Linked DNA regions of Homo sapiens: region 2 is linked to region 1. A link is a loop called in an ENCODE intact Hi-C map of the cell type or tissue named here. Cell type or tissue: PC-3. All regions are shown on one strand. Region 1 has its middle 59 kb from the start of MED14OS. Region 2 overlaps MED14 (mediator complex subunit 14).

Region 1 (5,000 bases):
TTGCGTGGTGGTTTTGAAGGTTCCTTTTGGAGTTGATTTCCAGTTTCATTCCACTGTGGTCTGAGAGAGTGTTTGATATAATTTCAATTTTCTTAAATTTATTGAGGCTCATTTCATGGTCTATCGTATGGTCTATCTTGGAGAAAGTTCCATGCACTGTCGAATAGAATGTGTATTCTGTGGTTGTTGGATGAAATGTTCTGTGTATGTCTGTTAAGTCCATTTGTTCCAAGGTATGGTTTAAATTCATTGTTTCTTTACTGACTTTCTGTCTTGATGACCTGTCTAGCGCTGTCAGTGGAGTATTGAAGTCCCCCACTATTATTGTATTGCTGTCTATCACATTTCTTAGGTCTATTAGTAATTGTTTTATAAATTTGGGAGCTCCAGTGTTACGTGCATGTATGTTTAGGATTGTGATATTTTCCTGTTGGACAAGGCCTTTTACCATCATATAATGTCCCGCTTTTTCTCTTTTAACTGCTATTGCTTTAAAGTTTGTTTTGTCTAATATAAGAATAGCTATCCCTGCTCACTTTTGGTGTCCATTTACATGAAATGCCTTTTTTCCACTCCTTTACTTTATGTGAGTCCTTATGTGTTAGGTGAGTCTCCTGAAGGCAGCAGATGGTTGGTGAGTTCTTTTTGTTTGTTCTGTTTTTGTTTTTTTGTTGTTGTTGTTGTTTTTGAGATGGAGTCTCGCTCTGTTGCCCAGGCTGGAGTGCAGTGGCATAATCTCGGCTCACTGCAAGCTCCGCCTCCCGGGTTCACGCCATTCTCCTGCCTCAGCCTCCTGAGTAGCTGGGACTACAGGTGCCCACCACCACACCCGGCTAATTTTTTGTATTTTTAGTAGAGACGGGATTTCACCTTGTTAGCCAGGATGGTCTCGATCTCCTGACCTTGTGATCCGTCCACCTCGGCCTCCCAAAGTGCTGGGATTACGGGAGAGAGCCACCGCACCCGGCCAGTTGGTGAGTTCTTATCCATTCTGCGGTTCTGTATCTTTTAAGTGGAGCATTTAGGCCATTTACATTCAGTTAGTATTGAAATGTGAGGTACCGTTGCATTCATCATGCTCTTTGTTGCCTGCATACTTTGTTTGTTTGTTTTGCTTTTTAACTTGTATTTTTGGTTTACAGGTCCTGTGTGATTTATGCTTTAAAGAGGTTCTGTTTTGATGTGTTTTCGGGATTTGTTTCAAGATTTAGAGCTCCTTTTAGCAGTTCTTGTAGTGGTGGCTTGGTAATGGCGAATTCTCTCAGCATTTGTTTGTCTGAAACGACTGTATCTTTCCTTCATATATGATGCCTAGTTTTGCCAGATGCAAAATTCTTGGCTGATAATTGTTTTGTTTGAGGAGGCTGAAGATAGGGCCCCAATCCCTTCTAGCTTGTAGGGTTTCTGCTGAGAAATCTGCTGTTAATCTGATAGGTTTTCCTTTACAGGTTACCTGGTGCTTCTGTCTCACAGCTCTTAAGATTCTTTCCTTTGTCTTAACTTTGGATAACCTGATGACAGTGCGCCTAGGCGATGATCTTTTTGTGATGAATTTCCCAGGTGTTCCTTGCGCTTCTTGTATTTGCATGTCTAGGTCTCTAGCATGGCTGGGGAAGTTTTCCTTGATTATTCCCCCAAATATATTTTCCAAGCATTTTGAATTGTTTTCTTCCTCAGAAACACTGATTATTCTTAGGTTTGGGTGTTTAACATAATCTCAGACTTCTTGGAGGCTTTGTTCATATTTTCTTAATCTTTTTTCTTTGTCTTTGTTGGATTGGGTTAATTCAAAGACCTTGTCTTCGAGCTCTGAGTTTCTTTCCTCTACTTGTTCAATTCTATTGCTGAGACTTTCCAGAGCATTTCGCATTTCTAAAAGTGTGTCCAAAGTTTTCTGAATTTTTGATTGTTTTTTCTTTAGGCTATCTATTTCCTTGAATATTTCTCCCTTCACTTCTTGCATCATTTCTTTGGATTTCCTTGCATTGGGCTTCGCCTTTCTCTGGTCCCTCCCTGATTAGCTTAATAACTAGCCTCCTGAATTCTTTTCCAGGTAAATAGGGGATTTCTTCTTGGTTTGGAGCCATTGCTGGTGAACCAGTGTAATTTTTGGGAGGTGTTGACAAGCCTTGTTTTCTTATATTACCAGGGCTGGTTTTCTGGTTCCTTCTCATTTGTGTAGCCTCTGTCAGAGGGAAGGTCTAGGGCTGAAGGCTGTTGTTCAGATTTTTTTGTCCCATGGGGTGTTCCCTTGATATAGTATTCTCCCCCTTTTCTGGGGATGTGGCTTCCTGTGAGCTGAACTCCAGTGATTGTTGTCTCTCTTCTGGGTCTAGCCACCCAGTGAGTCAATCCGGCTCCAGGCTGGTACTGGGGGTTGTCTGCACAGAGTCCTGTGATGTGAACCATCTGTGAGTCTTTCAGCCATGGATACCAGCACCTGTTCTGGTGGAGGTGGTGGAGGGTGCAATGGACTCCATGGGGGTCCTTAGCTTTGTTGGTTTAATGCTCTATTTTTGTGCTGGTTGGCTTCCTGCCAGGAGGTGGTGCTTTCCAGAAAGCATCAACTATAATAGTGTGGAGAGGGACTGGCAGTAGGCACGGCTGTAGAACTCCCAAGATTATATGTCCTTTGCCTTCTGCTACCAGGGTGGGTAGTGAAGGACCATCAGGTGGGAGCAGGGCTAGGCGTGCTCTCCTTGGCGGGTCTTGCTGCGGCTGCCATGGGGGATGGGGGTGAGATTCCCAGGTCACTGAAGTTGTGTTCCTAGGAGGATTATGGCTGCCTCTGCTGAGTCATGCAAGTTGTCAGGGAAGTGGGGGAAAGCCGGCAGTCACAGGCCCCACCCAGCTCCCACACAAACCAAAGAGCTGATCTCACTCCCACTGTGCCCCCTGCAACAGCCCCGAGTCTGTTTTACCCAGACTGGATTCTCTTTACGGACGGGAGTTCTTTTGTAGAACAAAGAACCCATAAAGCAGGGTATGCAACAGCTATATGAACGATATAGTTGAAAGTGCACCTCTCCTAGGGCACAAGTGTTCAACTAACCAAACTAATTGCCCTCAAGAGGGCGCTCAAGTTAAGCAAAGGAAAAACAGCATTTATACTGATTCTTTCTCTCTCTCTCTCTCTCTCTCTCTCTCTCTCTCTCTCTCTCTCTCTCTCTCTCTCTCTTTCTGACGGAGTTTCCTCTTCATTGCACTTCCAGGCTGGAGTGCAATGGCGCAATCTCAGCTCACTGCAACCTCTGCCTCCCAGGTTCAAGCGATTCTCCTGCCTCAGCCTCCCGGGTACCTGGGATTACAGGCATGCGCCACCATGCCCGGCTAATTTTGTATTTTCAGTAGAGACAGGGTTTCTCCATGTTGGTCAGGCTGGTCTTGAACTCCTGACCTCAGGTGATCCGCCTGCCTCGGCCTCCCAAAGTGCTGGGATTACAGGCGTGAATCACCGCGCCTGGCCCATTTATACTGATTCTAAGTATGCTTTCCTAGTCCTCCATGCCCATGCTACTATCTGGAAAGAGAAGAACTTCCTCACAGCTAATTAGTCTCCCATTGAATACCATCAGGAAATTAATAAGACTATTTTCCTTGGTTTTCCTCCCATGGGAGCTGGCAATAATACATTGTAAAGGCCATCAAAGAGTGATGGATGAGATAGCCGAGGGAAATAGGCTGGAGGACAAAGCAGCTAAATCAGCAGCAAGGGGGCCCAGGTCTCTGATCCACTTGAAGCCCTACTGATCTGGGAGGGCCGCATCAGAGAAATAAAACCTCAATACTCTCTTGCAGAAATAGAATGGGCCACCTCTTGGGGATACATCCTGCAGTCCTCAGGATGGCTACAATCGGAGGACAATAAGCTTCATCTACCAGCTGCCAACCAATGGAAAGTACTTAAAAGCCTTCACTAGGCCTTCCACCTAGGTAAGGATAAAACCTATCAACTGGCCCAGAGATTGTTCTCAGGTAAAAATCTAATACAAAGAGTTAAACAAGTTGTTAATGGTGGCAAGATCTGCCTTAAAAACAGTCTCCTTAATCGACAGCGTCTTTGGCCAGGAACTCAAAAGACAAGCGGCTACCTTGGGGAAGACTGGCAAATGGATTTCACCCATATGCCAAAGACAAGGGGCATCCAGTACCTCCTACTATAAATAGATACGTTCACTAACTGGGTAGAAGCATTTCCATGTCAGACAGAGAAAGCCTCTGAGGTGATAAAAGTACTAATCAATGAGATAATTCCCTGCTTTGGACTTCCTAAGTATCTCCAGAGCAATAATGGCCCCTCGTTCAAGGTGGCCGTCACCCAGGGGGTCTCAAAGGCACTTGGTTCTACAGTACTATCTTCATTATGCCTGGAGACCACAATCCCCGGGAAAGGTAGAAAAGACAAATGATATTATCAAAAGGCACCTCAGGAAACCGTCTCAGGAGACTCATCTCCCCTGGACTACCCTTCTCCCCATAGCCCTGCTACATGTCAGAAACACTCCTTCAAAGCTAGGTTTGAGTCCCTTTGAAATGATGTGTGGATAGCCTTTTCTCACCAGTTATCTCTTGCTAGACCAAGAAACCTCTAATTTAACTAAGCACATAACCTCTTTGGTCCATTTCCAACAGGAACTGAAACAATTGTTGGAGGCCCAATCCCGTGAACCAGGGCCACCTCTGTTCAACCCAAGGGACCTAGTGCTAGTAAAAGTGATATCCCTTCCCTTTCTCTCTCTATAGGCCCAGGTTGGGAGGGACCCTACACTGTACTCCTTTCTACTCCTGTGGCAGTGAAGGTCACTGGAATAGACTCTTGGATTCATTATACCCAAGTAAAGACTTGGGAAGCCAACAGAGTCACCTCCGTTGACCCAGAAGAACACCCAAAGTACCAATGTGAAGAGATTGGGGACCTCAAGCTAAAAATCACAAAAGATAAGTGTTAATAATTAGCCTTCCATGGGTATCCTCTTTATAGTCTTGCCTATGCTTGCTGT
Region 2 (5,000 bases), 75 kb after region 1:
ATCTGGGCCTCAAAGAGTTAGGTATTTATTGTAGTCTTTGCAGTCTGGGCCTGTTTATGTCTGTCCTTCTTGAGGAGGCTTTCTAGATATTCAAAGGTACTTAGGCCCCAAGCTCAATAATGCTGTGGTTTTTGCCGACTCATAGAGGTACTGCCTTGATGGTCTTGGATAAGATCTGGAAGATTTCTCTGGATTACCAACCAAAGGCTCTTGTTCTTTTTCCTTAGTTTCTTCCAAACAAACAAAGTCTTGCTCTTTGTGCTGAGCCACCTGGAACTGGGGGTATGGTGATGTAAGCACCCATATGGCCACCACCACTAGGACTGTACCAGCTCAGACCTGAAGTCAGCACAGCACTGGGTCTTGCCCAAGGCTCAGTGTAACCACTGGTTACACTGGTAACCTGGCTACCACTTACCTTCACTCCAGGCCCTAGGGCTCTATGATCAGCAGGTGGCGAAGCCAGTCAGGTTTGTGTTTTTTGGGATGGCAAGTTTCCCCAGGCTTTGGGTGAGCCCAGAGATGCTGTCTGGTGGCCAGGGATTAGAGTCAAAAACCTTAGTAATTTGCCTGATATTCTTTTCTTACTGCGGCTAAGCTGGCACTCAAACCACAATACGAATTCCTTCCTGCTTTTCTCTCCCCTTTCCACAGGCAGAGGAGCCTCCCCCTTTGGCCATCACCGGCTCATGGGAGGGGTTCTGCAAGGCCACCACTGATGCTCACTTAAAATCTAAGGGTTCTTCAGTCAGCTTGTGGTGAATACTGCCAGGCCTGGGACTCATCTTTCAGGGCAGTGGGCTTCCCTCTGGCTCTGGGGAGGTCCAAAAATGCAGTCCAAGAGCCTAGGCCTGGACTTGGGGACCCCAAGAGCCTGCTTGGTGCTCTACCGCACTTTGGCTGAGCTGGTACCTAAGGTGCAAAACAAAGTCCCCTTTACTTTTCCCCCTGCTTTTCTCTAACAGAAGGAGTCTTTCACCATAGCCACCACAGCTCGGAATGTGCTTGGTCACACCTGAAGTCAGCACATTTCAGAGCCCAAGGTCCACGGCATACTACCTGGGTATCGCCGCTGGTTATTCAGGGCCCAAGGGCTCTTTTATTCAGCAGGCGATGAATCCTGCCAGGGCTGGGTCCTTTCCTTCAAGGCAGCAGGTTCCCTTCTGGCCCAGGGTGTGTCTTTGTCATCTGTGAGCTAGAGCCTCGAATAGGGGCCTCACTACTCTGCCCGGTACCCTGTCCTACTGTGGCTGAGCTGGTATCCAAGATGCAAGACAAAGTCCTTTTTACTCTTTGCTCTCCTCTCCTCAAGCAGAAGGAAGGAGTCTCTTTTGTTGTCAAAAGCTGCGCTGCCTGGGGTTTGTGGAAGGGTGGTGGAAGCACTCCCTTAGGCCCCCCAGCGGGTGTATCCCTAGGTCATGTGCCACCTAGTCCTCTGGCTCTGAGTCCAGCCTAGCACTAGGAGTTGCCTAGGAATTGCAGTGCTTGTGTCCTAGACAGCCTTTCATGTTTACCTAGGACTCCAGAGTACTTTGGCCAACATTAGCAAGGCTTGCTGAGAAACTCAAGTTCCAACCGCTGCGATGGGCAATTCTCTAGCCAAGGCTGGTCCAAATGCTCCCTCTGGCCCAGCACAGCTTTGCTCTCCACTATGACAGGGCAGTACTGAGTTCAGTGTAAAGTCCCCCAGTCACTATTCTCTCCCTCCCTTAAGTGCAGGGCCTCTGTTGGGGTGGCAGGGGAGGGGTGGTGTCAGGGATTCAAGACTGCCTCTCCTGCCCTCCTCAATGCCTCTTTCAGTGATATGAAGTTAAAACCAAGTACTGTGATTGCTCACCTGATTTTTGGTTTTTGTAACAGTGCTTTTCTGTGTGCAGATAGTAAAAATTTCGTGTTCCTGGAGAGGGGGTGACTGGTGTTGGCTTGTATTCCACCATCTTGCTCTGACCCTCTCAGCATTTTTGTTTTCTGAATGTAGATACAGATGTGTTTATGTCAGGGATAAAGTCCATCAATGAGAATTAGAGGGATTGTTCATGTTTCAGCACTTCTGTTCTCAACCTAATGATTATTTAACTAGTTTGTTAGAGATTCTTGATAATGATCTTTAGCCATGCCAGATGTGTTATGAGTGTATAGATCCATAGTTTATGGAACTCTGACTAATGGTAAAACAACCTGGATAATGTTTTGCCTAAGAAAAAGATAAAATATCTCTCATTCTCCTAGATATTTTTTTCAGTAGCTTTACTGAGATATAATTTACATACCATACTATTCACCCACTTAAAGTATACAATTCAGTGGTTTTTGTTATATTCACAGATATGTGCAACCATCATCACAGTCAATTTTAGAACATTTTAATCACCTCAGAAAGAAAACCTGTGCCCTTTAGTTACCACCCCAGCTCTCCTCTAGCCCTAAGCAGCCACTAATGTACTTTGTTTCAATAGATGTGCCTATTCTGAACATTTCATATAAATGGAATCAAATGTGTTGTGTTGTGATTGGCTTCTTTAACTTAGCATTTTTTTTTTTAGTGTAGTATTTTCAAGATTGATTCATGTGGTAGCTTGTGTCACTACATTCCTTTTTATGGCTGAATTGCATGGATATACTACATTTTGTTTATCTGTTCATCAGTTAATAGGCATTTGGGTTGTTTCCAGTTTTGGATTATTATGACTAATGCTGTTGTAGATAGTCATGTCCAACTGTTGGGATGTATGCTTTTATTTCTCTTGACTGTATACCTAGGAGTGGGATGGCTAGGTCATATGGTAACTCTTTGTTGAACTTTTTGTGGAACTGCCAGACTATTTTACAAAGTGGCCACACCATTTTACATTTCCACCAGCAATGTATGGAAGTTTAGTTTCTCCACATCTATGCCAACACTGGTTGTTACCTGACTTTTTGAGTCTAGCCATCCTAGTAGGTATGAAGTGGCATCTCATTAAAGTTTTAATTTGTATTTTCCTGATGACCAGAGATGTTGAACCTGTTTTCATGTGCTTATTGGCCATTTGTGTATCTTGTTTAGAGAAACATTTATTTGGTGTTAAATTCTAAAGGAGATTATTATTAAACATATTCACAGCTGGTGTGTGAATACCTAAAAATAACATGGATTAGTTCTTTGTGAACTAAGACTATGTGAATGGATTCACTAATCAGTTACTCAAAACTCAAGTTTTATCTTTTATTTATTTATTTTAAGACATGAAGTCTCACTCTGTCACCCAGGCTGGAGTGCAGTGGTGTAATCACAGCTCACTGCAACCTCAAACTTCTGGGTTCAAGCAGCCCTCCCACCTCAGCCTCCCTGAGTACCTGAGACCACAGGCACTCACACTACTGTGCCCATCTAATTTTTAAAAAGTTTTTATAGAGATGGGGTCTTACTTGGTTGCCCAGGCTGGTTTCGAACTCCTGGCTTCAAGCAGTCTTCCCGCCTCTGCCTCCCAAACTGCTGGGGATTACAGGTGTGAGCCACCACACCCAGCCAAGTTTTATCTTTATTAATTGTATTTCTAAGTTCAAGGAATGTAGCTGAAGCTAGTGTATTTTGAGTTCAGTGAAGTAGTTTAGAGAGTGTTTCATTAATTGTTTATGTTTAAGTGGAGTGATAGGGGCTGGATAAACTGTGGCATCCCAGTAGGGTTGATGCATGTCTTTCTGCCGGGGAGGTCTTTGGTACTCTTTGAGCTTGACCTTGGTCTGATAAGCATTTTTACAGTGACCTGAGTTAAGGGAGATGTGAGATGGCCTAAATCTGAGTAAAAGCCAGTTAAAAAGTTGAGAATGTATTAGCAGTGTCATGACTGTTAATAAGAAGTTAGTGTTGGTGGCATTGATAGAAATTCATTGTACTAGTCATAGAAGGTAGCATTTTTACTGGACCATGCTGTATATTGGGTCTAACTAAGAATTAGAAGAAATATTTTTGTTGTTGTTGTTTCAGCTCTTCTGATTATTGACTTTCTTTGGGCAAGTGTCTTAACCTAAGCCTCAATTTTCTCATCTCTAAGATCATAGTAATTATCTGGTTGTACTTCCTAGAGTTGCAAAAATCAAATAAAATGTTTGAAAACACTGAGAAATTGTAGAGCACTGTGTTTGTGTGATGTTGGTATTAATTCTGGGTACTATGTTTTAAGTTGGCCACTGACAGCCTGTTTGAAGGACATGAGAGAGAAAACTTTAAGTGTTGTTCTAGAATAGAACTAGAAGATGGCCGGGTGCAGTGGCTCACGCCTGTAATCCCAGCACTTTGGGAGGCTGAGGCGGGTGGATCACCTGAGGTCAGGAGTTCGAGACTAGCCTGGCCAGCATGGTGAAACCCCGTCTTTACTAAAAATACAAAAATTAGCTGGGGGTGGTGGTGCACTCCTGTAATCCCAGCTACTCAAGAGGCTGAGCCAGGAGAATTGCTTGAACCCGGGAGGTGGAGGTCGCAGTGAGCAGAGATCATGCCACTGCACTCCAGCCTGGGCGACAGAGCAAGACTCTGTCTCAAAAACAAAACAAAATGAAACAACAACAACAAAAAAACCATGAACTAGAAGATAAAGGTTTTAGGGAGGTAGTTTTTAGCTCTGTGATGAGCTCTACTAGTTTAGGTATCCTTATGAAATGCATTGGGTAGAAAACTGATGGAAAGGATTTCTGTATTGGGCATGAAGTTGACCTGTATCTCATAATGGGTGTTTTGGAGTGTTTTCTATGTTCTTTCTAGGCACTGTTCTAAAGGTTTTTTATGTGTTAACTCTTTTTTTTTTCAATTGATATATCATAGTTGTACATATTTTGAGGGTACATGTGATATTTTGATACATGTACATAGTGATCAAAGCAGGATAATTGGGATATTAATTACCTCAGACATTTTTCTTTGTGTTGGGAATGTTACAGTTCTTCTCTTCTGGTCGTTTTGAATATACAATAAATTATTGTTAATTATAATTTCCCTACTCTACTATTAAATACTGGAACTT

The links. Peaks named below come from ENCODE experiments on the same cell type or tissue, not always from the same donor. Only the 100,000 strongest peaks of a DNase experiment are listed, where the experiment ranks them.
Region 2: a loop joins it to region 1, with 5 times the contacts of the local background. A loop is called at or near these places in 1 of 110 quality-filtered maps.

What each region holds. Positions count from the first base shown.
Region 1 is chrX:40,792,290-40,797,289 of GRCh38, reverse strand. No RefSeq gene overlaps it. Among named protein-coding and RNA genes, the nearest start is that of MED14OS, 59 kb to the right of the region's middle. In PC-3, a CTCF peak has its summit at 3,072 (motif pointing right); a DNase peak (open chromatin) is centred at 3,069; H3K4me3 peaks cover 392 bases; H3K27ac peaks cover 1,512 bases.
Region 2 is chrX:40,717,061-40,722,060 of GRCh38, reverse strand. All of the region lies in intron 3 of MED14 (mediator complex subunit 14), which reads left to right. Among named protein-coding and RNA genes, the nearest start is that of MED14, 16 kb to the left of the region's middle. In PC-3, no CTCF peak of the experiment used is centred here; a DNase peak (open chromatin) is centred at 2,670; H3K4me3 peaks cover 392 bases; H3K27ac peaks cover 1,861 bases.